2 separate regions of the Mus musculus genome follow, and region 2 is linked to region 1. Evidence: chromatin loops called from intact Hi-C (ENCODE). Cell type or tissue: heart. All regions are shown on one strand. Each heading gives the region's core, and the rest is flanking DNA. Links, peaks and the distances in the headings are about the cores only. Region 1 holds the start of Cfap69 (cilia and flagella associated protein 69). Region 2 holds the start of Cldn12 (claudin 12).

Region 1 (16,177 bases), core at 4,814-12,813:
AGAAATGTTTACAGTCCTTAGTGATCAAGGAAATGCAAATCAAAATGACCCTGAGATTCCACCTCACACCAGTCAGAATGGCTATGATCAAAAACTCAGGTGACAGTAAATGCTGGAGAAAGAGGAACACTCCTCCATTAATGGTGAGATTGCAAGCTGGTACAACCACTCTGGAAATTAGTCTGGCAGTTCCTCAGAAAACTGGAAATAGATCTACCTGAAGGCCCAGCTATACCACTCTTGGGCATATACCCAAATTGTGCCCCACTATACCACAGGGGCACATGCTCCACTATATTCATAGTGGCCTTATCTATGATAGCTAGAATAAATGTCTCAGAGTGGAAAAATAGATACAGAAAATGTGGTTTCTATACAATGGAATACTATTCAGCTATTAAGAATGTAGACATCATACGTTTTGCAGACAAATGGATGGAACTAGAAAATATCATCCTGAGTGAGGTAACTCAGACTCAAGAGGACATGTATGGTATATATTCACTAATAAGTGGATAATAGCCAAAAAAAAGTACAGAATACAATCCACAGAACTCAAGAAGGTTAGCAAGCAGAAGGGGCCAAGTGAGGAGACAGAGGGAGGGAGGGACCTAAGTGGGAGAGAAGAGGGGGAGGGGAAAAGGGGAATATGATCAGGAATCTTAGGGGACACAGAAGAAAAGCCCTGAGGGCCAGCAGAATGAATGGAAATATGCAACCTGGAGGGTGGGGATCCCTCTACCAAGTACTAGAGAGCTGGGAGGTGAGAGTCCTTCAGGACTCAAAGGGAGGGACCTTAGATGATGAAATGCCCAACAGTGGGGAGAGAGAACTTGTAGAGTCCATCTCCAGTAGAAAGGCAGTCATCAAGTGGAGAGATGGTGTTGCCATCACACAGTCAAAAACTCTGACCCACAATTGTTACTGTCTGAAAGAACAGCAGGGACCAAAATGGAGAAGAGACTGAGGGAAAGGAGGTTCAGTGACCAGCCCAATTTGGGACCCATTTTATTTTTAATTTTTAATGCAGATACATTTACAATTTAAACATTTAAAATTCACAAAAACCAGTTATCAAAAGATAAATTATTCTTGGCGATTTTTATCTCTCTTCTCTATAAAGAAGTAGCGCCTAAGACTGTTAAAACAATAGCTGAATGTGTGTATTTACTAAGCATAGGATTTTGCTTTGCTTTTGAGGCTTTCTTTGAGTTGACTGCCTTTCTATTTATTAAAAATGTACATCATCTTTGAAAATGACTATGTGTGGTTTCACATTAGCTATCTCTGAGGCTGTTATCAATACTTGGGTAACATCAGGAAGGTGCAGTGTATGACCATGTGTGTATACACAGTTATCTTTTCCCACTAGAGTTCTGAGTCTTCCTAAATAAGAAGTGTTACTTTGTTTGTATTCTCATCATTTTTATTAGGACAAATCATCTATGTATGTGTAGAAATCTGTTTACATGTCCTGACTCAGATTATAAATTTTATATTAGTCCTCTTGCTATCATGTCTCTTCGCCAGTCCTATTTGACAAGAATTATTTACAAGATAGATCCCTCTTTCTCTAGTCTTCAAATATTAACCTAGGATAGAGAGTCCTTCCTCTACTCTTGCAGATCTTTGATTAGAGCCAACATGGATGGGTTGGACTGTCTTATGAAAACAAATTGGTCCTCATAATTCAAATTCTTTGAATATAGAACGTACAGTGTAGGAAAAGTTTTCAACTTTCAAAGAGGAATAAACAACAAATGCACCAGAGGGCGTGCCTATTACTGCTCAGGGAAAGACAGTTTTCTACGTGATGCAGCAAGAATGTCTCAAAGGTTACTCACCTTATCCTCCTCTTCAAGGACTTTGATGATACGATTAAGGTCCATAGGCTTGAAAATACCCTGAAAACACAGAGCTCTTATTATTCCACAGCATGAGAATGAAGAGATTAAATCAAGCACACAGGACCACACCCACCTTCCTGACCCTCCCACAACCTCACACACATGTTCTTTGGAAATTTCATAGATGTATACAATGCATCTTAATCGTATCTGCACCCACTCCCTCTCTCTACCTTTATTCCACCCCCCTTCTCCCCACTGTATCTTCCTTCCTGCTTCCAGGTCTTCTATTTTTCTATAACATACTGAGTCAAATGAAAGCCACCCATATGTACACAACTATGAGGTTATCAAATCCGTCACTGGCAACCTGCCACTGTCCACTCTCTGTGACTCTCAGTCCCATAGCAGCTATTGATTTTCAAAAGCTCCTCAGGCATGACTGGGGCCTTGGAAACCATCCCAATTGTTCAATATAACTATTAAATTGATATTTTAACCATTAACAAATAGTTTGGTAAACAGAGTTTTGCCTTTGGAGATACAGAGTTTTAACTGTGTCTGCCTGCTGTGGTTACTTCAGCTTTCTCTTTTCCTGTTTTTTTTTTTCTTTCTTTCAGATTTTATGCATGAAGGGATAGCTACAGACAAACAGGGTAGCCTTTTGTGTTATAATTTCTGAAATAACTGTCTCCAAGAGGCATCATAGATGGAAGCATGCAACAACCCACAGCCAAACATCAGGTGGAGCTTGGGAAGTCTTGTGGAAGAGTGGGGGATAGAACTGAGCAAGTCAGAGGGGTCAAGGACACCACAAGATTTAGAGTCAACTCACCTGGAACCACGGGGGCAGGGGGGGGGATCACAGAGGCTGAACTACCAACCAAAGAGCATGCAGGGGGTGGACCTAGGCCCCCTACACATTTGTAGCAAATATGCAGCTTGGTCTTCATGTGGGTCCTCCAACAACTGGAGTGGGGGTTGTCTCTGATTCTGTTGCCTGCCATTGGATCTCCTTCCCCCACCTGGACTGCCTGGTTGGGCCTCAGTGGGAGAGGAAGTGCTTAGTCCTGCTGGAACTGGGTGTCCTCGGGTGGGGTGGTATCCAAGGGGACTTCCCCTTCTTTGAGGAGAACAGGAAGTAGTAATAGGGGAGGGATTGGTAAGGGTGGGACTTGGAGGGGTATTGCAGTCAGGATGTAAAGTGAATAAATAACGAGATGGAAAAGAAACAGACACCCAGGGGACATTAAATCAGCAAGTTCTATAGTACAGAGTAAGATGACAATGTTAAAGAAAATTAAATGGTTATAAAGTACTGGCTTGTTTGAGAAGACTAATTTGGCACCAGTAGTCAGTGAAGGGCTGACTCACAGAGAGGGCACCATTTCAACAAAATGTTAGAGGGGATGAGAGAACAACCAGGGAATAAAGCAAGGACAATGAATGTCTCTGCAGTGGGCACAGAGCGTGCAAAGGCCTAGGGGCTGGAGCAATTGGCAAACTTGAGAAGCCAGAAGGTCAAAGTGACTGGGCCTAGCTTATAAAGATCTTCATAACCTAGGACTTAAGTTTCCACTCTGAACCCAGAGTCAAGGGGCTCGGGAAAGGCACGTAACTGTATTTCCGTCCATAAGGAAGACATAATCGAATGGAAAGCATCTAAAATGATGCAATGAGTAACATAAAATAACCTATAATTAGGTATGAAGTGGCATGATTCAAAGCTAAAACTATTCCTGCAGGGATAGATAAATAAGGATGAAAATAAACAGGAAGTGCATCCGGTCTGAGGAGACTCAGTCCCTGAAGATAGGCTGAGACTAGAGAAGTGTACAAGAAGAGAAGTGGCCATGCATTCTAACTATGTAATATCACCTCCTATTTGTTTGGTATTGTGCTGGGTATTACACTAAAAATGCAGCAGAAAAAAGACTAATACGATTCTGTCCTCATGGAGATGAAGTTAAGCAGGGCATCAGATCCAGATGGGAAAACAGAACGGAAGCATCCAGGACGAGCATTGAGCTTAGACGGCACCAGCTCAGGGCTGCTGGTGCTTTAGTGCGACTTGAGGGAGCACTTTAAGGTCTCCTGTTGGTGATTATAGCAGATTAGATGTGCAGTAGGGCCCAGATATGCCCAGTGGTCCCAAAGTTTTCCTAGAAGACTGTAATGGTCATGTAGGGATGGGGAACACTTACCAATTATAGGCTGCTTTCATAGGATAGGAAAAAAGCTAGAGATGTTAAGTCAGTTTAAAGGCAATCTTGGCACACGACTTTAATCCCAGCACTCGGGAGGCAGAGGCAGGTGGATTTCTGAGTTCGAGGCCAGCCTGGTCTACAAAGTGAGCTCCAGGACAGCCAGGGCTACACAGAGAAACCCTGTCTCGAATAAAAAAAAAAAAGGCAATCTTATTAGATATGGGGAGCAACAGTATCCTGAATGAAACTGAACATATTCTAGGGAAGGGGGAAGCATAACAAAGAGTGAAATGGTGTCTAAAGACAATAGATTTGGCAGAGAACAGATATAACCCAATACACAGGCCAAAAGGGCTGAGAGCCTGGGTCTGATGGCATCTGTGGTCAGCAAAGATGAAAGGAGAGCAAGCAGGTCTTTGGGAGTCCCACTTGGAGCCTCTTACTTTTTTTTTTTTTTTTAAACAACATAACACTACCTGATCTAGCTGGGGGAGGGCTGGGATTTTGTTTCCTTGCTATTGTTCTATAATCTGAAACACAGGAAACTATTGCTGTCAACCTTTCCAGGAATTAGTTTTGAAACTAATTTGTTTATGTCATCCTCCTGCTATCATCCACTAAGAGTTGCTACTCAGCTTGGGAAACGGGTCTCCCCACTAGTAGCAGCAGCATTCCCTGAACATTTGAGGAAATGAGAACATGAAACTCCACCCCTGAGCTGCAGATCCACACTTTTGTACGATCCCTGGGCTCTTTACACACACAGTGGGTTTGGGAAGCTCTGCTCTAAAGAGGCTTGGAGTTCTTTAGAATAATGGAGGTTGCTAGAACCAGATCTGAAACAGACCGAGCGTAATCAATTAAATGCTCATGATTTCCACTGGTTCAATAAAACTGCATTGCTACATGGATCCACTTTCTTAGAAAATAAGGACTTCACCTCTAGTGCCTAATGTCCCTATCTTCTTGAACAGGGCTAAGAGCCCTGGGACTATTTCTAGAGAAGCAACCTCATAGCACCAGATCTAATAAAGGTTTAACTACCCCGTAAACATCATCAGAGTTTATTAAGAACAAAAATAGAAGAACTTGTGATTAGAGCCATCAATAAAAACCACACTGATCCTTACAGTATGTGTGATGAGCATGGTGCTAAATGACTCACGAATCTTTCTTAAAATAATTTAGGAGAGAGACAGTTACAAATCCCTTTCAAAGGTGAAAACACAAGTAGAAAAGGGAAGCAACTTCACCAAATAAAATAAAAATTGACCATGGGCTGGACCTAGGGCCCCTGCACATATGTAGCAGATGTGCAGCTTGGTTTTCATGCAGACCTCTCAACAACTGGAGGGGGCAGGTGCTGGGGGGCAGGGGTGGGATTGCCCCTGACTGTTGCCTGTCTGCAGAGCCTGTTCCCCTAACTGAACTGCCTTGTCTGGAATCAGTGGGAGAGCGATGTGCCTAGTTCTGTAGAGCTTTGATGTGCTAGGGTAAGTTTACACCTGGGGGTGGGTGTTTGGGGGTGAGCAGGCTTCTCCTTGTCAGAGAAGAACGGGAGAAGGGGCTGTGGGGAGAACTGAGGGGGGCTGCAATAAGGACGTAAAATGAATTAATTAATTAAACAAACAAACAAACAAATAAATGAGGAAACATAATCACTAAATTTTAGCAGGATTCTACTGTTTGGAAATCTAAAAAAAGATAGTTTTCTTAAAGCTTTAATAATCATTAATGTAGGCAGAGTCAAAATTCTTACAAGGTTAGAATGCTCAAGTTATGAAAAATCACAACAAGGACATAACAGCATTCAAAATATTCATGTTAGGGTGACTCAAATGCTTCAAATTTAAGTCTATAATAAAATAAGCCCTTAGAAGCATAGGTAGAAAAAATAGCATCTGTATAGCAGGACATCTTTAGCTGCTACTTTTAAAATTTCAAATTCTCCATGAGGGGTTTTTGCTTGCTTGTTTGTTTGTTTTGTTTTTCAAGACAGGGTTTCTCTGTCTAATCCTGGCTGTCCTGGTACTCACTCTGTAGACCAGGCTGGTCTCAAACTCAGAAATTTGCCTGCCTCTGCCTCCCAAGTGCTGGGATTAAAGGCATGCGCTGCTACCACCACCCAGCACTCCATGAGTTTTAATGACAAATAAATATCCCAAGCTTTAGATGCCTCCATGAATAAAGAATGATGGCAAAACTGAGTATCTTGGTATATGTGGCACTATATACTCCTTCTATGTGCATTTGGTTTAAGCTGTACACAGTCTTTACAACTGACATTTTTAAAAGGTGTTTAGGCTTATATTTACTTTGTATAGGGAGGTGGGTGTGGAGGCGAGAGAACATACTGAGGAGTCAGTTATCCCCTTTGAACACGTGGGTGGATTCTGGGGTATGGAAGTCAGGCTATCTAGCACCCATACCCACTGAGCAGTCTCCAGGCCTTCACTAAGCTGAACACAATGAACATCAGTACTATCAGAATCTCCATCTTAATCTTCATTATTATCTCCACATGTCTTTGATTTCATAGCTGGTGGAATGGTTTAGCTGTTTCTTGCATACAGGCAAAAGTGGAATGCTTTGAATTTTGAAGCGTCCAAAGGTCTCTCTGCTGACTTGAACAGAGGACTAAAGGTTATCGTCTTAAGTATTACTAGGAACACTAGGCCCCACAGTGAGTAAAGGAACTGGGTGGCTACAGTTAGTTCCTGGTGGACTTAAAGACACTTTATTTGTAAAGGCAACTGCAAGCAATACACCCAAGAGGAATGAGAGAGCACCAAGATTTCTCCTAATTCTGAATTGTTTTCTATTCCATTTCTTTAGGAAGAAATTGCCTTTTGATTCTCTCAGTACTTTCTAACAATATGAATACTCATAGAAGGAGAGGCAGGAATGAACACAAGACACTTCTAGCTATGTTACTTCCTATGTCACGAACTTCTTTTTTCTTTTGCAATGACCCATTGAACGTCTTTAAACTCGTTTGTCTGTGTCATGTAATCTTTGCCCAAAGAAAAATGAGAGTCAAACTCACCTATATAGTGGCAATGCCTAGCTTCCTTGTAGCCCAGAGAGTGGAAAGCGGTGATCACTCACACGTCTCCGATCTTGTACAGGAATACCTCCACAAAACTGATTAGGGAAATTCCCCTGGCATCCCCTCTTTATGTAAAAGTAGTTACTCTGAGGGCTGTTGGCGTACATGTGTGAGAGCCCTCAGAGAGCTCCACCCAGTTCCCACAGAAGTAGTCCCAGCCAACTGACTGCTCCCAAGTAACTCTCCAAGGCTCCAGGATGTGGCCACAGGAGACAGAGTTCCTGACGCAGTCTGGGAGTTGTGACGTCTCAACAGGAATTCCCATAGTGGCCCCCCACACCATTAGTGTGGGGGCAATGCAGAGAGGTTCCTCAACCCAATTTTAATAATCTTTACATTTATAACAATAGCAAACCCGAAAACAAGTATAAACACAACAAAGAAAATTGTGCCCAGCTCTCCAAACAGCATCTGCCCTACCTGTGAGTGCAAGCTTCAGAAGCAGGCAATTTAGCAGGAAAGAAACCCAGGGAACGCCACTTTATAACGGATCAATAGACCAAAAACCCACCACAGTGATCTAGTTATCAAATCAATGTCAGTTCCTGTCGTGGCCACACTTGAAAGAGCGCTCCCCCCCTCGCCCCCCCCCCCCGCGCCCTTTATGAGAACCACGCAGCTAGAGTCCCCAGACAGATTGGTTGACGACATCCAGTCCCCTCTTCACTAGCCTCCAGGGATCAGCTGGGCTATCATTATCTCCATCCCACAGGTTCCCAAATCTCATTCTGGTCTTCATTCCACTGGGTTGCCCTGGAGCCTTATGCCCTTCTCCGCTCCTGCTGCACAGCCCGGCCGTACCTGCATCTCCCCATCCGGGATCGCCACCCCAAACACCGGGATTGTGCGGGGACTGCCGGTCTTCGTCCTGCCGCCCGCCTCGGCGGCGTCGGCCGTGGTGGCCGAGGCCTCCGCGGTGGACATGGTTCGGGGTGGGAGCCTGAGGTCTTAGGTGCGTCCGCAGCCACGGACCCACGAGCCCTGGCAGAAAACACGCTGCTGAGCTAGGGAGGAGAAAGACCCCGAAAGTTCTGTCGTAACCCCCGCCGCAGCAACATAGCGGACATCCAACTGCTGTTAGTGCCCACAGGAGGACCAAGGCACCCAGCGCGCTCCAGTTGCTAACACAAGCCCGGGCGTTGCTAGGGGCGGGGCTTACGGAAGCTGGGAGAGCCAAACTTCACCAAAAGAGGGTCTGCTGGTGTGCGGCGCGGGAGACAAAGGAGACCAGTGACTGAGATCGCGGTATGCACTTAGTGTTTCAGTCTTGTAGCAATGGCCCTTGCTTAATAAGTGCCTGTGTGGGGCGGAGGAGTATGAGCTGGAGGTAAGATGCATTCTGAGGGATGTGATTGGCATAATCTTGAAATCTGAGCACTTTACCCTTTCTGCAGAGATAGGACCAGTCAGTGTAGCTTAATTTCCCAGGTGTGTGTGTGTATATATACATATATATATATATATATATATATATGTATATATACACACACACAAATATATATATATGTTGTACTTTTGTACTGGCCTAATTGAACAGTTAGACAAACAAATAAGGCATAGTACAGACTTTTGAAAATCTTTCGAGCAGTAGAGTGGTTGGGTGTCTAGTATGGCCTGGGATGGAAAGTTCTCGTTTTTGCAACCAGAGAAAGACACTGACATTCTTCACAGGATGTGTTCTCCAACCTGGCAAATCAACAGTCCAGTTTTGTAATTGTTTTTCTACGATAGCATTTATTTTATTCATTAGTAGGTTGAGAAGCAAGAGGGACAGAAGTCTCACGCACTTCATACTCAGTCGCCTTGTGATCTCTTCATAGAGTACAAACTTCATGCTACCATCTTCAGAAGGCTTACACTCTATGAAACAGTCTGGCCTGATCTTTCCCAGGAAGCCTGTATTTTTTCTGTTGTTTTAGATGTCACGCTTAGTGGCATGCTCTTTTTTTTTTGTCTTTTATTTTGTTTTGTTTTTTGGTGCTCACTGTATAGTTAGTGGAATTTATTGACGAAATAGCCCAACCATGTTATGCTACTGAGACTAAGGCAATTAAAAATTTGTACATAGCCACTAATTTGCTTACTTGCTGAGTGAAGGTGTGGCTGTGTGTCCCCAGCCTGTGACATGCTGGAGATGTAGGTAGGCATGTTTGTGAATACCTTGTCTGGTTCCAGTTTGCCTTTATAGTGAGTTCCCATGTGATGCTGATGTAGTTGGTCTGAAGGCCATACTCTTGGTCCTTCTAGTCAATATCATAGAAGGTGTTCAATAAGTGTTCATGAAAATGTCAAGGGCTAGATTTTGATTTAAGGTAAAATGAAAGAATTTTGTAAATTATCTAGATTAAGCATTTTAGATCCTTGCTACTCAAAGTGGTTTTCATGGGTTTCCTAACTGTGTGGCCATTAGGGGCTCGTCAGGAATGCAGAACTTTGCACCTCCTGGTGTGAATAATGCCCATTTTAACAAGTGTACATATAAAAACTAAGAAGCTCATGATGTGTAGTTTTTTGTTATTATTGTTTTGGAACAGTTTTACCAAAGTTAGCCATCTCAAAAGAAAAAGGAACTGGCTGGGGCTTCCTCTATTTGCAAATGGACTTGGTGACAATTATTTGTTTCACAGCATTTCTCCTTAGAAGTGCACCAAGGTTTATGTTTTCAAGAGCTTCGACTGTTTAAATGTGTGGATTTAATTTTAATTACTATTCATTGATCCCTGTTTATGATGATGCAGGTGAACATAGATGGATAAAAAGATTAATGTCTACCGAGATGTCCAATTACTTCAACAAAAGATCAATTAATAATAGAGAAACGCGAGAAATCAGGTCTACCCAGGGAATCGGAATGTTTCAGTGCGTCAATACATTGGCCGCTCGCAGAACGTAGCATCATGAAGATATGACTTAGTGCTTCTTAGAAGCACTTGTACATGTAAAACAAAGTTTTCATATATCAACCTAAATACAATTTGTACATTTAGAAGTAATGAACGAAGTTAAACATAGACTTAAACAAATTCAATACTAATATAATTCTTACCATTTTGTTTTTCACCGTGCCTCATTAGCAAGTTAGCAAAACTGCACTTATTCATTATCATGAATTACAAACATTTTGTAAGTATTTAAGTTACATGTGAATTTAATTCTCTCTAAACCAATGCTGCTTGTCCTAAATGTTCAAACAAAGATTATTACCTGCTGAGACAAAGTAGTTTGTTTAGAGAACTTTTATAGCATTATATTAAATATTATTAATATAGTGGGTTAGCTTTTGGGGAAATTTCTAGCAGAAGAGTGCTGGAATTTAATTTACTCATGCACTTTAAACAGTCTTTTTCATATTGACTTAGAGTTGCCAGCCTACAAACTAATCACCTCTGAAATTTATACATGACAAATGGAACAGAAAAGACAAGTAGAACAGCTACCCCTGAAGTCAGATACTCAAATCAAAAATGTATCCATAGTAATTCAGATTGCAGGTGAAGCCAGGGAACTGTTCCTATGTAGAGGACAAATGCAGTATGCAGTCACGGAGGAAATAAATTTATAACACCAGACAAAAAAGCAAAAACAAACAAAAGACCTGCTTCCACCAGATCAACTCTTTAGCTTTTGACACAGCAGTATCCCTATGAAGTGAAAACGTTCCTGCACATTTAGAACTATCAACTATGTACTGTGCTTACATGGTAGAGGGCAAAATGAAGGCCCCTAGATACAGGTTTTTATTGTAAAGTAGGATTCACTAGATACGCTTATTCTAATGACATCAAGTTGTATAAATTACCTCACTTCTGTGGATTGCATAGTCCTTGCATTTGTTATTGAAGTCTGCAGTAACAAATGCTTAAAAACAAAGATTTTCTAACAGTCCTGAAGGCTGGAAAATCAAGACCAAGGCTTTGTGTAGACCTTTTTTCTTGGCTTGCTATTTTCTTCCCTTTACGTCATGTGGCTGTCCATGTCCGTTTTCTACTTAAAAGGATGTCAGTCATATTGGATTAAGATTCACCCATTTGATCTCACCCCTATGATCTCTTTAGGCCAGTCTCCAAATACAGTCTTTTTTTTTTTTTTTTTTTAAGCGGTTGGGGGATAGGACTTACCATACAAGTTTTGGAAGACACAATTCAGCCCATAATAAATTTCACCATCTTTTAAGTTAAAATAAGAACTTTATGAACAGCCTGAATAATACACTATGTTTAGTTAAAGTAAGATTGGTATTATCACCTGTAGAATACTGATAATTTCCAGTGTGTAAATTGCGATGTTAATTTAATGCCTACTACTTTGCACTTGTTCAGTATGAATCTGTCACCAAGCCTCTCAACGCAATCTGGATTTAGAGCTTGCGAGGTCAGATGCCTACAACCACAAAGATAACTTTATTTCATACTCCATTTGCCAGTCAACAGCTCCACTTGAGCCTGCCTGTTTTCTGAGCCCTTCATAAACACACAGTGGGCATCACTTTATTTGGGACTGTTGTTTCTGAGGAGGGGAAAGGAAAAAGCGTAGATGTTGCTAAACCTGGCTTTGGAACAGGTAAAGCTAATTGGTAAGATTTATAGGATATTGCCATGAAGGTCTGCTGAATTGCATTTTGGAACATTCCATCTAGAGGAAACAAATGGATGGTAGATCTCCTAGTGCAATTTTATGTCGTGTCTCCTCAGTCAGGGTTTACCTTTCTTTCGGGATGCCATATTAGGAAAATAAAAAGGCCACGTAATATGTGTCCCATTCTTAAAATACATATGGTAAAAGGCTATTTATTGTTTGCCTGTAACTCAGTTTTCACTGAGAATCCTCTTCTGGTAACCTTGTCAGGATACACACTGAAGCATCTTCATGCAGATCCACGCAGAGTCCATTTCTCCTGCTCTGCTGTGTGTATGGGACCCTTCCACATGAAGCAGTGTGACACCGGTGATGGCAGCACCCTAGCAACTCCTCCCTAGGAGGACAGGGCAGCTCTGGGCCACTGGACAGGAGGCAAGCCAAAAAGGGAAGACAGTGATGGTGAGCAATGTGAGGCTCAGGCAGGAAGAAATAGGCACAGAAGAGAGGAATGGTATAATTTTCAATAGAAATGAGCCGTGTCCCTTTAAATATCTGCTGTAGAACAAACTGTATTAGACATGAGACACTTAGCAACACATAACACTATATTCCTGTCTTACAGAATAGCTTAAATATTGTAGGTACCCTCATCTAAAACATGCTCAATAAAATGAAATGATAGTCTTTAAATAGAATTTTCCTAAATGACTTCTGTGAAAACAAAGAGTCCCCTACCCTAGCAAAGCTATCAGTTGGATTGCTTTCTGGATGTCCTTTTAAAAGCAAAGACCAAAATATTAAATGAAACATTCAAGTTATTCAGTAAGATAGAAAAGCAGAATGAATAAAACATTAAATAATACTTTTAATTGAAATGTTTATAAAGCAGATCTATGAGAATGACATAAAATCATGGTGTATAATTTAACAGCAACTTGTTGCAGGATACAGGCCTTTAGCAAAAATGAATACACACAAAGAAAATTATACACATCAATACAAAATAGCTAATGAAAGATGGGGATAAAACTAAAGTATAATTAATTAACAACAGAATATTGATTTTAATATAAATTGTATATTATCCTTCAAAATCTTTTAAAACTCAGGATTATTACAGTCTAACCTATTCAGGAATGTTAAATTTGTATTGCGAGAAAGAACTGGCAGGGCTAAAATTTACATTTCACGGAACCTAGAAACTTAAATTTATAATGGTTGAAACGCAGGGAGAAGCAGAGGCTTGTCTGTTCGCTATTCTCTCCTCAGCCTTTTCAGCATGATGCCCTGACCCTCTGGGGACAGTTGTTTACCCACAGCCTCGTCAGCCAGACTGAGGGCCCACGAAGAACACATACCAAGTTCCTTCCCTTCGAGCAGAGTCCTCAGAGACCAGCACTCATCCCAGGGTCACCTCTCAGTGAGTCACAGAGATTAGTCCCAAGGGCACCTAGCTCCAGGAGTAACTGTGAAGCCAGTCCTCAGCAGCTCAAGGGTGAGGAAAAGACCGTGAAGGACGAACATCTGTGAACTGTCGGACAGAGCACCTGCCTTGCTTTGTGTGTTTAGTCAACAGGAGAGTCCCTAAGCTACCAGGAAGATTCCTAGCCTGCCTGCATTGTGGAAATTTAGTGATTTGTAAAGTTAAAAACAATCCAACAATTCCTAGTATGGATCTCAGGTTAACCAGAAGCCCTGTTTTATCATATGGCTAGGACCCCTGAAAAACTGAGCACTTTATAACACTCATAAGTAGGGAAGAACCTGTTCACTCCTGGGGTTCACAAGAACAGAGTTTCCACTAAACTGGCTACACTTTCATTTAGAGTTAATTACAAAGACAGAATAGATGCTGGAACTTGTCCTGCTGAATTCAGAGCAGTGGAAGGTTGGGCACCTCATGTTCCTGACATCACACAGAACCATAACACTGGACTGGGTGCCTTACACTGTGGGTGCTATTGCTTTGTCGCGAATGTACAGAACAATTCTGCTGTCTTTCAGTCTGCTTGCACATCTCAAAAGCAGGATTTTATAGATTTATACAGGTATATTTAGCTGTTTGTAGTATATTATAAATTATATTTATGATACTTATATTTTAAATGCCATATGAAAAAGCTAAATTTTGTAATAAGTAAGCCTCATTTGGGGAGGGAACATCATAGAATATATTACTAAATAGCTTAATGACATATAAAATTTAAAGTAAGACTTTTGTTATTTACATAAGAGAGAAATAATAGCAAAATTGAATATATTCATTTTCCTTTTCTTTCTTTCTCTCTTTCTTTTCTTTCTTTTTCTCTTCTCTTCTCTTCTCTCTCTCTCTCTCTCTCTCTCTCTCTCTCTCTCTCTCTCTCTCTTTCTCTATCTCTCTTTTTCTTTCTTTTTTGAGGCAGGGTTTCTATCTATATATAGTCCTGGCTATCCTGGAACTCACTATGTATACCAGGTTGAATATATGCTTGGAGCCCCTTTAAAAAATAATTTTCATAACTTAACTGTAAGTAGGAATATATTTTTATCAAATTAATAATTAATTTTGAAAGTAAAATTCTTCAGTCAAACTTGAAGTTATGCTTATTTATAAGAATCCAGCAGTTACACATGGACACATCAGCACCTTCTATAATGTACAAAATAATTAGCTCTGATAAATAATCAAAATTTACTCACACTTTATAATGTTTTAAAATTTTAAATAGAAAGCTCATGGAGATTCTCTGAGCTAAATTTCAGTGTATCTTCTTAAAATGGATGGATACATTTATTATTTAAATGTGGTTTTAAATATTCTTAATAAAGGAGAGAAGAAATCTGCACAAAAGTTAAGTAGCATGATACATGTTATATGGGTTTTTCCCTCAGGAAAAATTATTTGGCTGTCGTTACAGAGGACTGAGACGGGTTCTGTTTTCTACACTCCCATCATTTCGTCTCTTGTCCTACTCAAGACAAACATCAGGAAACACATGTTCACTCCCTTAAAGTCTCCCTACCTTCTCTCCACCCCTAAAAGCTTTAAATTCTATTTCATTGACGTGTGTGTGTGTGTGTGTGTGTGTGTGTGTGTGTGTGTGTGTGTGTGTATGACAGAGAGAGATACACAGAGAGACAGAGACAGAGAAAAGGAGGAAGGAGACCATGAGTGTGCTTGTCAGAGGACAACGAGTCCGTGCTCTGACCCCACATCCATCCCAGGGGTCAGACTTCTCCATCCCAGAGGTCAGGCCTTTCAGCACTTAGAATTGCAAGGACTATATTACATTTATTCTAAAAACGAAAGCTATTCCGTTTTGGTAGCATTCCAAAGAAAAAGTGTCATTTGAAATTAAATTCATAGCTTTTACATAATTTCATATTTTCAAAGGTCCCATGTATGTATATTAGCAATAATTTTATATTACAGGCTTCCTATCATATGCATAACAATGTACTTTAATCATCTAACTTTTAGAAATATTTCATTGTATTTCCACATTTAATTGCCTTACAGTAAAGTTCAAGAAGTAAGCAAGTATTAAAAACACATTGCTATTTTTCACTAGTTCATGACAGTACCGGTATGTAAGTATGTATGTATGTATGTATGTATGTATGTATGTATGTGCTATACAGTGTCTCACTGCATATGTATGTATGTATGCATGTATGTACTTAGTGTCTCGCTTTGTACTTATGTATGTATGTGTGTATGTATGTATGTAAGCATGTATGTATGTACTTAGAAAGTGTCTCGCGGTGATGGCCTGGAACTCACAGTGTGGACCAGGCTCATCTCTAACTCACAGAGAACAGCCTGCATCTGCCTCCTGAGTGCTGAGACTAAAGGCATGAGCCACCACACCCAGCTTGTTGGTATTTACTGTTAAAAGTCATGAATGTACTGAATTCCTACAAAAATTGATTATGATTAATATAATGAAGATGAGGTGTTCAATATTACATTTGGCCAAGAAGACAACATCAAAGAGTAGTGGGCTATTTTCCAGGCCAGCAGTACAAGGATAGGAAAACAGACAATGGTGGGAAAGATAGGTTCCACAAAAATAAGAGTCCTTTTATTTCTGATGGTTGGATTCAAGTCAGTAGGTAACTTTAGAGGTGATACAATTTTAGGAAGAATACACACAATTACATCTTGTCTAGAACTTTTACTGTAATAAAAAAGGAACAAATGGAGAAAATGTAATATACCCTAATGTTTGAACAAAATGCAGTTTACACAAGGAAGACCAGCACTGACAAATTTTGTTAATTATGTGTCCAGGGACACATAATCATATAGATTTATAATTAACCACTTGTCCTAATATCCTTTGTGCTTAAAAACAGTTTCCTAATGAACAGCAGTAAAGGGAGGGGCTTCTCAGGAGGAGAAAGGACATGGCCACCTTATGGAAAATTTTAAAGAGCTACAGGATCTTAATAGT
Region 2 (16,177 bases), core at 3,157-11,156, 150 kb before region 1:
CACATTCCAATCAGGCAGAGTAGCAAGGCACCCATTGCGATCACGATGCTGAGAGGCAGGGCAAACTGGAGGACACGCAGGTCCAGCTGGTCAACCGACAGGTACCACGTACGGTCGTACATCAGGCAGTCACTGCTTCCATCATACCGGGCACACTTCACCCACAGGCCCGTGTAAATCGTCAGGTTCTTCTCGTTTCTGTTGAATGTGATCAGCCGCAGTTTCCTCCAGTTAGGAAGCAGAGTCCCCGCAAAGAGGCCTGCGACAGAGGCAATACCACACAGGAAGGACAGGACGGTGGCTGCGTGGACATCTCGGCAGCCCATGGCAGGAGGGCTTGAGCTGTATGGTCAGTCTGGGGGATGACACACACAGGGCAAATCAGGCACCATGGGAGAGCACAGCTAGAGTTGCCACCAACTGGCAGCACATTTAGAGATGAAATGCTAGTGCAGGAGGGAGCTAGCTAGTGCAATCCTAGCACTTCTGTGGCTAAGGCACCAGGACTGCAGCATGTCTGAGGGCAGCCTGGTCTCTAAATTGAGTTCTAGACTAGACCCTGCCAACCACCTACCCATCCTATCAGAAAGAAAGAAAGGTGGGGGAGGGAGGGAGGGAGGGAGGGAGGGAGGGAGGGAGGGAGGGAGGGAAGGAAGGAAGGAAGGAGATGGAAACTCCAGTCTCCTGTCTGTACAATATGAATGTACATTATTAACACATATGTCCCAGATCAAGTGCACACATGTGCTTTGTCATCTCTTTGTCACACAGCAACTAAAATCTTCAGCCATTGTTATTTTTCTTCATAATTAAAGAGAGTAACATCACACCTAAAATTTAAAAGTGGTTGTCAATATTCACTCAGCATACATACACGGGCCACTTTGCATATCAGGTTTTCAATGAAAAAAATAAATCACAAATTATTCAAACTGTAGCAAGCAAGGGCTAGGACACTCAATATCTAACAGCTACAGGCTCTACGACCTCAGCCTCAGCATAAGTGCTCTAACAAATGCAAAGTGAGCCCCAAGCAGCAGGTGAGTAAGCTGTCTGGAGAAGCATGGCAGGACAGCAGGACGGACGTTCAGAGCTGCCTCGTGACCTGGCTGACAGACAGACATTCCCTGTGCCTTCACTCCTCATCTGCAAACTGGGTAAGAAAGTAGAGCCTACCTCACAGGGCTTTTTTCTCATGCATCCAATGAGTTAATGCAATGGCACGTGCTTAGAACACGCCTGAAGCACTGTGTAAAGGGAACGCTGGGTGTGAGCACGAGCGGCTGCCTTTTCTGCTTGACCAGAGCTTAGTACCTGGCACACTACAGTGGCTTAAGCAGCATTTACTGAGCAAATGCTACTTGAGAAAAAGCAAACTCGTCTCGCTACTTTCTGGCACACCAGGAAGTTATTAGAAATGAAATGGGCCCATCTCCAGTCGATCAGAAGAGAATAAAAGGTCCTGGAATTTCTTCTTACCTATCTTCTGGATGATTTAATTAGACTCAAGTGCTTTTCAGGGAAATCTCCAAGACTTGGTATTTATAAAGCTATTAACGTTAGCATAAGATACACGCAGATTCTGAAGTAGAACCCCTTCAGAACCCCTTACCATTGTAATAGAAACAGCACACGGCCTTTCTCTCTTCTCAAATTACAAGGCTGCATGCTCTTCCCATCTATGACTATGTAAAGCAGCATCTGACTCAGATTTAATTTTCTCCAGTTTCCCATGCACCTCAAAGCACTACTTAAACATTATTTTCCACCATGAGGCAACAGAGCAGACAACTTTTAGGGGTACATTTACTTTGTTGTTATTCAAAGCAAGATGAAGGGGTAGAGTTGAGTGACTTTTAAACGAATACAATATCATGATGTTCACAGAATCCATCCTCTTTTCCAGAATCAAGTATTGTCTACTGAGATGGTACAGGAACACTCCCGGGAAGTCGGGGTCAGAAAGATAATCATGGCGAAATGCTAAGAGACTAGCACATGTTTCAGCAAGCAAACATAGTGTTCTGTAGGAAACAGTGTCGTGTTAGACAGCCACACAAACCAGGGATAGTGTTACCAACAAAAACTCTATGCCTGTGTATTCAAATAATACATCATTAAGTGTATACTATCAAAGTAGAGTTTGGCCATAAATGGCCTTAAGTTAGGTTTTTCAAATTAACCACGGGTAGTTCTAAGTTTTCCCACAGTATTAGCTACTACTGATTATGTTGCCTTCTGTCGGTATCAAAAGTTGTAACTGTTCCAGAAAATTTTCAGAATTAAATTGCAAAAAATATAGGTTAGTTTTCATGCAAATTAGAAAAAAAATCCACCCTTCTTGCTTAATTTTAGCAACGACGACTTTGGCTCAGAGCCAGCACCTTGGTGCAGGTTTGAGAAGACTTGTGTTGGAAGTCTTAATGATGCCAAGCCCCACCGCTCAGCTCCAGCTCTTTTTTGACCCGTTTCCCCCACATATGATGAGCAATTTGCATAGCACCTGGCACACAAATCATTTTAGGATTATATGAATGAGAAGTGGGCCGTGTACCGCAAGGCCATACAATGTATTCACAAATGTGGGCTAGACAAAGAAACAGCTATGACTAAGGAGTCAGTCATGCATCAAGTATCTGTGGCATGCGATGCATGTGGAAAATGTCCCGAAAGGACACTGGTCTAGTGTGTTAATAAAAGTATGCTGTTTCATGCAAATACAAAATACTGACGGTTAACCAACTGTATGATTACCATGTATTAAGTGATCACTGTTATTCCATTAAGCGACATAAGGCAGTAAACCATTTATTAAGAAGTTACTGCCCTGGGTTAGGTAAAGTCAGAGCGGTAAGGAAAGGGTTTTTCCTGTTTCTTTTAAAGCTTCAAGCTTCCATCAGCAAATACTCTCAAACTCTCAGCTCAATCACAATTTCATTCTTGATTCCAGAGATGGGGAACAAATACTCACAATTTCAAGGTAATCAGCGTTTCTCCAAGCAGCCTGTCTGCGCCTCTGATCCCTGCAGCCCAAAGGCAGCGAGAAGCACAGTCAGAACATCCAGCCTTGTTAGTTACTCTCCTGCCGCCCTCAGCTGACAGACACCAGACAGCATCAATGGACGTGGGCAGACCAAGCACTTACTTCAGTGCTAAGTGTATTTATACCTTCCTTCAAGTTGATGTTATATTTTATATCACTTCTCTGAACTTGGTATGGTGGCATATGCTTAATTAAACTCTCAAGGACTAACAGTTTTATAGAGTCATCAGAGATACCATGAATTGTGTTTCAGAAAAAGAACATTAATGGCCTCAAGATTCAGGTTCAACCCTAGTGCTGGAATTCATGTTTAGCATCTTGTAACCGCCTTTGGTCATTTCACTTTTTATCCTGTTATTAACTCTATACATCTATAATTTGATAGTAAGTCTCATCCCACTGGTGACATAATGTCTCAAAGGGTGATAGAGGGAATAATAGGAAATGATCTATTTAGTGCTAAAACTAAAAAATATTGCTGACTTGCAGATTAAGACTTGATCAAATTTGAGACACTTGTGCTATGCTGATGAATTCTGTGTCCAGAGCAGTATTTTTGTGATCTGTCACTTCACTTGTTTCCACACAATAGTTTCCCACTTCCTGAATAATTAGGTCTCTAAAAACGTCCAATCTCCCTGAGGCGCACACCCTTTGGCTTCCGCCATGCTCAGCCTCGTTCTATGCCACTCTTACCTTATACAGCTGTCTATGTAACCACACTGTTTAACCTTTCCAAACTTTCCATTTAACCTTTCCAGGTTTTCCACTTTTTAATTTAATAGCTACGTCACATGGTATAGTCTCCCAAACTATTATTTTTAAATACTTATTTTTATGTGAGTGCATGTGTGTCTATGCATCGCATGCATGCAATGTCTGAGGTCAGAAGATGATGCCAGATCCGCTGAAACTGGAGTTGGCTGTTAGCTACCACGTGGGTGCTGGGAACCAAACCAGGTCCTCTGAAAGAGCATCAAGTGCTCTAAACTGCTAAGCCAGCTCTCCAAGCCTTAAGGACTTCCTCAGCCCCACCATATTCTTTAACTGACATCCAGTCATGTTGCTGGGAGACCTACTAACCCCTCCCTTTCTGGTCACAGCCGTCCTCCATCCCCAGCTGCATGACGTGAACAGCGGGGTTTTACGTTTTCTTTGGTAGCAGTGAAAATGCTTACAATTCCTTGTTTAGATATTCCTTCCCAACAGACTGTGAATTTCAGGGCAGAGATCCCTGTGTTTGATTTGTTGAGTTTCCTACTGACACACAGACAGTACTCCATTACTTACTGACTGAAGGAGTCAATACATAGCTGGTCCATATGAGTCTAGCTAGGGTACAGAGGAAATTATAAATTTGCTTTAGTGGAAGTTGAATTCATTTCATTTGGGACAGGTCCCCACACCCTCGCCTCTGAAACACTCAGGCTGATTCTCGATTATGTGTCTGTTTCTGCTACTTACTGGCAAACAGTCTCTCCAATTTTGTAAAATGAAAGAAAGATTTTTCTAGCAATAATGACAGAACTTTTGTTTTGGTGTGGTTACTGACCAAATCAAATATTCTGTTCTAAAACAGTGACTCCACATTTGTCATCTGTTCCAGAGTGACTTTCAGAGAAGAAAACTTAGTCTATCAATGTTATCGATGGTATCATTTTGAATAAAAATACTTTCAAAAGATTATTTTTTCTGGCTTTGAAGAGAGTTCAAAGAAAGCTGATGCAGAAATAGTGGCTAAGAGCTTTTGGAATTCTCAAAACCATTATAGTTTTTTCAGAGACAATTCCAAGGAATCACTACAAAAGAATGTATGTCTCATGGCCACTAAATTAATTTTTGATGCTAACAGTGGCTATCCCTTCTACCTATAATTTGGGTCTTCTTGGAAACTGTAACCATCAATCACTGTACCCACAAAGGTTCTACACTTTTATTTTGCTGAAGAAGAGAAGAACAGCAGCGTTCCTGACTGAGACAGCAGAAACATTATATAACCAGGGACAGGGGCATACTCACCCTTTCCCTGTGCCTGATCCTCCAAAGTCAGCTTAGTGAACTCAGATGCAACAGGAGCACATCTGCACACAAAGCAGAGATAATCTGGACCTACCAAAGTAGAAAAATGCTCCAAATTACTACAGTCCTTCCTTCGCAACTCTATTTTAACTCACATATAACTGGGGGGGGGGGGGGGGCAGTAATTGTCTAGACTTAATAATAAAATGCTACAGCCAAACAGGCAAGCAATAAGTTTTTCAAAAAGGCAGTTTAAGGTTAGGGGTGTAGCTCAGCTACAATGCTTGCCCATCATGTAGAAGGCCCAAAGTTCAAACGCCAGCACCACGACAAAGCAAAAACAAAAACACAACAACAACAAAAAAAATAGCACAGGCAATTTATTCTTATATTCACTATTAGATATGAGCCTCAAAGGAAAATAACTCTTATTTTGTGATTTGAAAGTTCGGGATAATTAAGGCTAAAATTAAAAATCACAAATCACTTTACTGGGTTAGAAATCTAAGAAAAAAATTAATAGATTTATTTTTCAAGATCTAGTTCCTGCCTACCGTGTCATAAGGAGCACGGTGAAAGAAAGCACCATGCAGTTGCCTTGGAATGAAAAGAAATGCACTGTTTTCTAAAATGTTTAAAAGACGGTATTTACCATAAAACCAGACAAAACTAATCTGCTCTGTACAACCTAAAATTTGCAACTAGTATGTCCTTTTTAGTTTATGTTGTGTGGTATCTATCGTCCTTGGCTCAACCTGCCATTTGGTATGTTTTCATATCTCTAAAGAGGAGTGACTTCCTGTTGGAATACTAGTTAACTCAAACAGGTAGGATGAGTGAAAAACTCATAAACGCCTGGCAGCTTCCTGGATCCAGGCGTTTATCGCTGGCCCTATTACAGTAATTATGCAGGATGTGGCCTGGGTGCTGATTTCCATCGAGGTTCCCCACCTCCCATCTACGATTCTTGAGTTGTTATCAATCAAGATTGTTGCTTCGAAGTCAGAAGGGCTCGTTTTACAATCAATGACCCCAATCGGACCCCTGGGCAACCTTTGCCATGAGGTCACCTGGCATAGCAGTTCTGCAGTGAAGACTAGCCCCTTCGCAGAGCAGGGCAGTGTCGAGGGACAGCAGCAGCCAGATCGGCACGTCCGGGTGGGAGCCGCGTCCTCAGGAGACCCCGAGCGGCCGAGCCTGGCAAAGGGGGGGCGGCTGCGCCCAGCCAATGGCGTGAGCCCTCCCCGGGCGCACGCTCGCCGCTCGCCCACCCCTGCCCGGTGCGTGGGGAGAGCGAGCAGGTCAGCGTTACACAACCAGCGCCGTCAGCCGCTGGGTCCAAAATAGCAGCCAGCTCGCAGCTCGCAGCTCGCACCCCCGCCCGCCCCCAGCCCTCGGCTGCCCCGGCAACGCGGCTCCACACTCCTCGGAGGGGACGAAAACGTTGTAAACGCGGTACCAAATACCTCCTCGGCCACTTTTCCACGTCCACCCATGTGGGCAACCTTTCAAATGCCGACTCGCCGCCGCTTCGCCGTTTCACGCAACACCTTCAACTACTTGCAAAAGACTCGGAAACGGGAGCGTCCCTGACCACACCTACCGGCTCCTCACGGCTCGGGCATCCCGCTCACCCACTCCGAGCCGCGGCTCCTTGGTCTCCCTCCGCTGCCGCGGAAGTGCGTTCTGGCGAAGCCGCCCCGGAGGCTTCAGGGAACCAGTCAGGCTCTCCCCTGGCTCCGCTCGGGAATACCTTGGCTGCCGGGAACTACAGTTCCTAGCATCCATCGGGCCGCTGGCCGCGGGCCAATTCCTGAGACCACCTCCTTCTTCCGGGTCCCGCCTCCCTCGTTTCCTCTTGCACCTTATTAGGGATAGGTTTACGGCTTGCTTTAGAATGCTCTCAATCACACGCATGAGGGACAAATTTGAGATTCGTTTGGTTACTCAATCAAAAGTTGTTCATTAAGTGCAAAAAAAAAAAAAAAAAGGTCTAACTCCATAGCCACACAAATTTACAAGGGGCACTTTGCTTGTTACTTCTGGGGTTAACTATAGGCAAAAGATACCCTACTGCAGCAAAATTCCATACATAAAACTAATTATTAAGTATTCTAATTTGACTCTTCTACACATCAGCTATCCTCTCTCGTCTTCTCTGATATGTGCATCCTGTGCAGATAAATATGTCAAAGGACTCATACACAGTATTTAAGTTAAAAAGAGCAAAAATGATGCCTGTGAATTCCAGTTGATTCCATCGCACTATATACATACACACAAATAGAGAAACAAAAACTGTCGATGTTGACAACTCTTTTCTTTAATTATCTTTTTTTTTTCTTATTCACTTTATATCCTGAACACTGCCCCTATCCCCATCAACCCCCTCTCCTGAGTCGGGGAGCCCTCTCGACCCCCCAACCCTGGCACTTCAATTCTCTGTGAGGCTAGGCACTTCCTCTCCCACTGAGGCCAGACAAGGCTGCCCAGCCAGGTACGTAGCCCAAGTACAGGCAACAGCTTTGAGGTAGCTCCTACACCAGTTGTTTGGGGCCCACATATGAGCTGGAAGGCCTAGGTCCAGCCTGTGTTTGTTCTTTGGTTGGTGGTTCAGACTCTGAGAGCCCCAAGGGTCCAGGTTAGTTAACTCCATTGGTCTTCCTGTGGAGTTCCTATCTCCTTCAGGGCACAGCAATCCTTCCTCCTATTCTCCAGTAAGAGTCCCCAAGCTCTGGAGACTGTTTGGCTGTGGGTGTCTGCGTCTGTCTGAGTCAGCTTCTGATTGGAGTCTCTCAGAGAGCAACCATGCTAGGCTCCTGTCTGCAAACATAACAGAGTATCATTAATAGTGTCAGGGATTGTTGCTTGCCTATGGGATGGTCTTTGCTCCATCACCTGTGCCTGCATTCCTTGTAGACAAGATAAATTTTGGGTTGAAAGTTTTATGTGTGGATCGGTGTCTCTATCACTCCACCAGGGTTCCTGTCTCGCTACAGGAAGTAAGCTCTTCAGATTCCAAATCTCCATTGCTGTCACAGCTAAGGTCACCCCCATAGAATTCTTGGGCGCCTCCCATATCCCAGGCCTCTGTGATGACAAGTTTTTTATTATTTAATTTTTTCATACAAATATTGATTATATTTCCCTCTCCCCCAACTCCTTTCAGATCTTTCTCACCTCCCTACCCACCCAACTTCATGTTATTTATCAAACATACAAAACTCAATAAAGCAAACAAAAAGTCCCAAACCAAATCTAATCAAGAAGACGTGGAGTCTTGATTGCAGTAGCCAACTGCTCCTGTGGTTGATGTCCTTTTGGATAAAACTGATCTCTTTCCTAGTAGGTATCAATTGCAAAGAACCTCTAGGCTAGGGAACAACTTTTGAATCTAAGCAAGTACACACTTTTTTTTGTATACTATTCATTTAAATGGTCTGTAGCTTCTCACTTGCAATTTCTCAAAAAAGGATACTCAATTCTCAGAGTTGACAGGACTGTAAACGATCCCACCCCATTCTTGTTTGACTCTGCCCTGCTGTTACCTTGGACAAGAAGACCCGCTGTGTTTTATGGTCTCCATCTGTAGAACAGTGTGTTTGTGCCAGAAAATCATGAAAATTAAATTAATCTAAATCTTATAAGAAGGAAAACATAGAAAAGCACAACAGTACCTCACATATAACAAGGACTTGGCTAATGATACTTTCCATTTTGTGTTGCTATAGTAACAACTGGACTTTTACTCAAAAAGGGAGAAAAGTCTATTATCTGTCCACTGCTATCCTCTTCTCATGATGGCCATATTGCTTCAGATGGTGAACGAGTCTATCTAAGGCAAGAAACAGTCAGCCCCCAAGCAGAACTGGAGAAAGTGGGTCTCTAGCACACAGGTCTTGTAACCCCAGTCCTGTTTCTGACCCCAGCTTCTCTGCCTCCTGTGTGTGGACAAGGTGCCTCATGGCTCCTCTCCTCCCATGCCAGTGCCACAGTGATGGGTTGTACTCTCAAATGTAAGCCAGAACAAACTTTCTTTCTATGTTCTTCTTGTTGAGCACTTTGTGAGATTACTTTGAGAAATGCAGTGCAGCCCCCTCTTTCTTTTTTTCTTTTTAAAGATTTATTTATTATATATAAGTACACTGTAGTTGTCTTCAGACACACCAGAAGAGGGTGTCAGATCTCATTACAGATGGTTGTGAGCCATCATGTGGTTGCTGGGATTTGAACGCAGGACCTCTGGAAGAGCAGTCAGTGCTCTTAACTGCTGAGCCATCTCTCCAGCCCCCTCTCTTTCTTCCATTCCTGTTCCATACTAAGAACCCTTTGACTTCTTGGGGACACCCAGACATACAGGACACCACAGTTTTTTTGGACCTGATTAACAGTTTTAAATTCACCCAAAACCTTACCTCACCCCTTGCCATGAAACATGACATATTTAGATTCAGAAAAGCTTGTGATTGACTATAGAAAATCTCATTCTGCCTGTCATATTCCAAGAACCTCTTCCAGGCTGAGTCCAAAAATCTGGTTTTTGAGTCTTAGTTTCTCTACTTTTTTTCTTTTACCACTTTTCCAAAAAACGTCTTTTCCATGGATTTGTCGGTGTTACCATTTCCATTTCTAACCTCCCGAGTTCTGTGTCAACCCTTTCTTTCCCTTTCTTCTCTCCAGCCTTCATTGTAATTAACAACAGGCTAGGTCCTGCTCTGCTCAAAGTCAACTTACTCTCTTGGAGCAGAACAACCAATTTTCTCAAACCCACATCTTTGGCCCAGACTTGCCATTACTTTAGTATATAATTACCAGCCCATGCGCTTTTCTGCTCTTGCTTCAACTTCAGCATTTGCTAATACAAATTAACTGTACTCCTATGTACAAGGTCTTACTTATTGTGTGAATGGTTGCACTTCGTTAGCCATTACTATGGATATATTCTTTATACTCTGTTTAAATTAGGAAACATCTTGATTCCTCCTGTGATGGACAAAGAAAACAAGGGCTGGAGGATCATTTCAGTCCAGGAATTCAAAAGGCTTCCTGGGCAGTGTAAAATGTTAACTAACACACACACACACACACACACACACACACACACACACACACACACACACAGCACACAGCACACAGCACACAGCACACAGCACAAGCAAAGAGAAAACTTTACTCTGATGCATTTTCAAAACCTGTTAGGAATCCATAGTACAGTTTGTAACAGGAAGCATGACAGCTCATTTCTTTCTTTTTATGAGTTATGATATTTAGGACTGAACTTATGGCCTCCCACATGCAAAGCAAGTGGTAGTCCTAAATATCATAACTCACTAAGTGATAGTCCTAGCCTTTTTTTTTTTTAGCACTACTGCATTCATTCATTCATTTTTTTATTCAGGATTTTATGTAGCCCAAGTTGACCTTGAACTCATCCTTCCTGCCACTGTGGTTACAGAACTATCCTACCAAACCTGCAGTAAGTTTCTAACCTTTAATAACTGCTCTCTGAGAGTCTCAGAAGGACAGATGACACAGAAGGGTTTGTCTAGAAGTGAGGCAATGAAAGCTCTGCATGTACCCGCTTCCTGCTTCCCAAACTGTTCAGTGTAACCATGACCTGCACTGGTTTTCATTTTTTAAATGAGAAACTTTTTCCTTAAACTTTTGTAGGATTGCATTACAGATTTGGAAACAGCACATATCTGGTTCTTTGAAACTGATTAGCTTCTATGGCCTCATGTTTTATAGGAAAGTCCATCTGTATTCATCGTACAGTTCTTACTATTGTTCTTGATGCCAAATGGTACCGCTTCTGGGAAAGATTGTTTTTGAAGCTGAGGTCAATTATTCTATAGTACTTTTGTTCTCCCTGTCATGATGCAGCTGACCAGGGGCTTGTGCTACTTTATTCAATCATGTTTCAAACCCAGTCAGAGGCTTGTACTCAACATCTGTCCTTGATTTAAAACAGTCTTCATATCCTGTAATTTTTAGAAAACCATATACAAATAGAAATAAAGGTATATTCTAGCTGTGCAATTATGTCCTTTTGTTTAATACAGTAAAATTATACTGAAGCCTTCTTAAGGCTTTTTATATAGAAATAATCCCAAAATAATGTTTGATAACCAATAAAAATGAAGGCATTGGTTGGAAACCACTGGCAATTTCAGAAAAACACACTGAAACCTGAGGTCATAAACAAAGGAAGCTTTTGTCCTTTGCTTTCAACTTTGAGCACACTCAGAATTTAGAAAGTAAATAGGAAAAAAAAAACTTCGTCATATATTGCTCTAAAATTAATTATAATATAAACCACATATCCTGTTCTTCGAATTCCAAGTATTTCAAAGGTCATGTTTCAGGCTGTAGCTATGCCTCACATTGATTGGTATCTGGGCATCCCATAGACTTAATTTCTACTGGACACATTTTAATGTTATGTACAAATAACCTCCTCTACAGTCTTCCAAGTACCTGATAATTATTAATTGCTAAACTGACACGTGGTGAAAAACATTTAACAATTATAATTTGCCTCAGATAAGTAGGTGGGTACAGTCAGACATAGTAGTTGAACTCACCCTGTCCTGATCAGAGCCAACAGAGGCAGTGACCCTGCTTAAATATCCACGGGGAATTTTCAATATTCAAAATTACCCTCCTTCTATCCCTTCCCCATTTATATTGCCTGCCTTTTATTCTCCTTCCACTAGTGAACAACATGCATGCAAAGATGAAAATGAAACCCCTGGTAGATATGCTCCCACTGCCTGCCAAGCACTCATCAGAAAACAAGACACCTCTTTAAGAGGGGAAACAACAACAAAACTGCTTCTCCTTTCATTGATTTTACAGTAAAACTATATTGTCTTAACTGCTAATATTAAATGTCAACTACCATCTCACTGGCTTAATCCCAAGAAATAAAATTTTGTAAAGCAGACCATTTTTTCCCAAATGTCTTCTAAAATTGACTATTTGAGACTCATAATATTTTCTTTTCTTACTAATAGTGAGGTAGTCTCATTATGTAGCCTTGGCTGACCTGTTATTCAATAGGTAAACCAGGCTGACCTCAAACTCATAAAGACACAATGCCTCTGCTGGGATTCAGGTCATGTGCTCCTCACCACGCCCAGCTTCTCACAAAGTTTTATAAAGCTTATATGCCCCTGCCAACATTAAAAAAAAAAAATCAGGACATTTAGATTGCACAGGCAAAAGACAGAGGCAGAAGAACAGACAGGATCGCCATGATAGGGGAACAGAGAGATCAGACTTAAGATCCTGACGACATGTAAGAATCAGGATAAGTGGCTACAGGGGCCACTCCCCTGACTGGATCTGGGGCAGCAAAGATAAAATACAGATTTAAAAAGTGTTAACTAGGGGAGCCATCTTGGTTGGATGAGAGAATCTCAGGTGCAGAAGATTCCATAGAGAACATGGGCACAACAATCAAAGAAAATGGAACATGCAAAAAGATCCTAACTCAAAACATCCAGGAAATCCAGGACACAATGAGAAGACCAAACCGACAGATAATAGGAGTGGATGAGAATGAAGATTTTCAACTCAAAGGACCAACAAATATCTTCAACAAAATTATTGAAGAAAACTTCCCAAATCTAAAGAAAGAGATGCCCATGAACATACAAGAAGCCTATAGAACTCCAAATAGACTGGACCAGAAAAGAAATTCCTCCCGACATATAATAATCAGAACAACAAATGCACTAAATAAAGAGAGAATAATAAAAGCAGTAAGGGAGAAAGGTCAAGTAACATATAAAGGCAGACCATTGTTGGTGGGATTGCAAGCTTGTACAACCACTCTGGAAATCAGTCTGGTGGTTCCTCAGAAAATTGGACATAGTACTACCGGAGGATCCCGCAATACCTCTCCTGGGCATATATCCAGAAGATGTCCCAACCAGTAAGAAGGACACATACTCCCCTATGTTCATAGCAGCCTTACTTATAATAGCCAGATGCTGGAAAGAACCCAGATGCCCCTCAACAGAGGAATGGATACAGAAAATGTGGTACATTTACACAATGGAATACTACTCAGCTATTAAAAAAATGAATTTATGAAATTCCTAGGCAAATGGATGGACCTGGAGGGCATCATCCTGAGTGAGGTAACCCAATCACAAAGGAACTCACACAATATGTACTCACTGATAAGTGGATATTAGCCCAGAAACTTAGGATACCCAAGATATAAGATACAATTTGCTAAACACATGAAATTCAAGAAGAACGAAGACCAAAGTGTGGACACTTTGCCCCTTCTTAGAAATGGGAACAAAACACCCATCGAAGGAGTTACAGAGACAAAATTTGGAGCTGTGACAAAAGGATGGATCATCTAGTGATTGCCATATGCAGGGATCCATCCCATGATCAGCTCCCAAACGCTGACACCATTGCATACACTAGCAAGATTTTGCTGAAAGGACCCAGATATAGCTGTCTCTTGTGAGACTATGCCGGAGCCTAGCAAACCCAGAAGTGGATGATCACAGTCAGCTATTGGATGGGTCACACGGCCCCCAATGGAGGAGCTAGAGAAATTACTCAAGGATCTAAAGGGAACTGCAACCCTATAGGTGGAACAACATTATGAACTAACCAATACCCCGGAGCTCTTGACTCTAGCTGCATATGTATCAAAAGATGGCCTAGTCGGCTATCACTGCAAAGAGAGGCCCATTGGACTTGCAAACTGTATATGCCCCAGTACAGGGGAACCCCAGGGCCAAAACGGGGGAATGGGAGGATAGTGGATTGGGGGGGGGGGTATGGCGGACTTTTGGGATAGCATTGAAAATGTAAACGAGGAAAATACCTAATAAAAGTAAAATAAAATTAAAAAAAAAGAAAAAAGAATCAGAACAACAAATGCACTAAATAAAGATAGAATACTAAAAGCAGTAAGGGAAAAAATTCGAATAACATATAAAGGCAGGCCTAGCAGAATTACACCAGACTTTTTACCAGAGACTATGAAAGCCAGAAGAGCCTGGACAGATGTTATACAGACACTAAGAGAACACAAATTCCAGCCCAGGCTACTATACCCAGCCAAACTCTCAATTACCATAGATGGAGAAACCAAAGTATACCATGACAAAACCAAATACATGCATTATCTCTCCACTAATCCAGCCCTTCAAAGGATAATAACAGAAAAAAAAAAAACCAATACGAGGATGAGAACCACACCCTAGGAAAAAACAAGAAGGTAATCCCTCAACAAACCTAAAAGAAGACAGCCACAAGAACAGAATGCCAACTTTAAGAACAAAAATAGCAGGAAGCAACAATTACTTTTCCTTAAAATCTCTTAATATCAATGGACTCAACACCCCAATAAAGAGATATAGACTAACAAACTGGCTACACAAACAAGATCCAACATTTTGCTGCTTACAGGAAACTCATCTCAGAGAAAAGGATAGACACTACCTCAGAATGAAAGGCTGGAAAACAATTTTCCAAGCAAATGATATGAAGAAACAAGCTGGAGTAGCCATTCTAATATCTAACAAAATCGACTTCCAACCCAAAGTAATCAAAAAAACCAAGAAGGGGCACTTAATACTCATCAAAGGTAAAATCCTCCAAGAGGAACTCTCAATTCTGAATATCTATGCTCCAAATACAAGGGCAGCCACATTCATTAAAGAAACTTTAGTAAAGCTCAAAGCACACGTTGCACCTCACACAATAATAGTGGGAGACTTCAACACACCACTTTCACCAATGGACAGATCATGGAAACAGAAACTAAACAGGGACACACTGAAACTAACAGAAGTGATGAAACAAATGGATCTGACAGATATCTACAGAACATTTTATCCTAAAACAAAAGGATATACCTTCTTCTCAGCACCCCATGGTACCTTCTCCAAAATTGACCACATAATTGGTCACAAAACAAGCCTCAACATATACAAAAATATTGAAATTGTCCCATGCATCCTATCAGATCACCATGGACTAAGGCTGATCTTCAATAACAAAATAAATAATAGAAAGCCAACATTCATGTGGAAACTGAACAACACTCTTCTCAATGATACTTTGGTCAAGGAAGGAATAAAGAAAGAAATTAAGGACTTTTTGGAGTTTAATGAAAATGAAGCCACAACATACCCAAACTTATGGGACACAATGAAAGCATTTCTAAGAGGAAAATCATAGCTCTGAGTGCCTCCAAAAATAAACTAGAGAGAGCACACATTAGCAGCTTGACAACACACTTAAAAGCTCTAGAACAAAAGGAAGGAAATTCACCCAAGATGAGTAGAAGGCAGGAAATAATCAAACTCAGGGGTGAAATCAACCAAGTGGAAACAAGAAGAACTATTCAAAGAATCAACCAAACGAGGAGCTGGTTCTTTGAGAAAATCAACAAGATAGATAAACCCTTAGCCAGACTCACGAGAGGGCACAGAAAAAGCATCCTAATTAACAAAATCAGAAATGAAAAGGGAAACATAACAACAGATCCTGAAGAAATCCAAAGCACCATCAGATCCTTCTACAAAAGGCTATACTTAACAAAACTGGAAAACCTGGATGAAATGAACAAGTTTTTAGACAGATACAAGGTACCAAAGTTAAATCAGGATCAGGTTAATGATCTAAACAGTCCTATATCCCCTAAAGAAATAGAAGCAGTCATTAATAGTCTCCCAACCAAAAAAAGCCCAGGACCAGATGGGTTTAGTGTAGAGTTCTATCAGACCTTCAAAGAAGATCTAATTCCAGTTCTTCACAAACTATTCCACAAAATAGAAACAGAAGTTACTCTACCCAACTCATTCTATGAAGCCACAATTACTCTGATACCTAAACCACAAAAAGACCCAACAAAGATAGAGAACTTCAGACCAATTTCCCTTATGAATATCGATGCAAAAACCCTCAATAAAGTTCTTGCTAACCAAATCCAAAAACACATCAAAACAATCATCCATCCTGACCAAGTAGGTTTCATCCCAGGGATGCAGGGATGGTTCAATATACGGAAATCCATCAACGTAATCCAGTATATAAACAAACTCAAAGACAAAAACTACGTGATCATCTCGTTAG

The links. A loop is a pair of places that touch in the nucleus more often than their neighbours do. Peaks named below come from ENCODE experiments on the same cell type or tissue, not always from the same donor. Only the 100,000 strongest peaks of a DNase experiment are listed, where the experiment ranks them.
Region 2: it touches region 1 in a loop (2.7-fold over the local background); 3 of 42 quality-filtered maps call a loop at or near these places.

The regions. Positions count from the first base shown.
Region 1 is chr5:5,655,944-5,672,120 of GRCm38, forward strand. It overlaps Cfap69 (cilia and flagella associated protein 69), which reads right to left and starts at 8,289. Exons shown (of 23, transcript NM_172447.2): 1 at 7,965-8,289; 2 at 1,845-1,904. The coding sequence starts at 8,087. It overlaps Steap2 (six transmembrane epithelial antigen of prostate 2), which reads right to left. Exons shown (of 6, transcript NM_001103156.2): 6 at 8,886-16,177. Gm40262 (a long non-coding RNA gene) reads left to right here and starts at 8,434. Exons shown (of 3, transcript XR_868231.3): 1 at 8,434-8,490. In heart, for the core only: no CTCF peak of the experiment used is centred there; a DNase peak (open chromatin) is centred at 8,248; H3K4me3 peaks cover 1,524 bases; H3K27ac peaks cover 681 bases.
Region 2 is chr5:5,508,100-5,524,276 of GRCm38, forward strand. Cldn12 (claudin 12) reads right to left here and starts at 6,877. Exons shown (of 4, transcript NM_022890.2): 1 at 6,666-6,877; 2 at 5,063-5,152; 3 at 2,972-3,023; 4 at 1-355. The coding sequence starts at 326. In heart, for the core only: no CTCF peak of the experiment used is centred there; DNase peaks (open chromatin) are centred at 6,282 and 6,782; H3K4me3 peaks cover 1,626 bases; H3K27ac peaks cover 1,503 bases.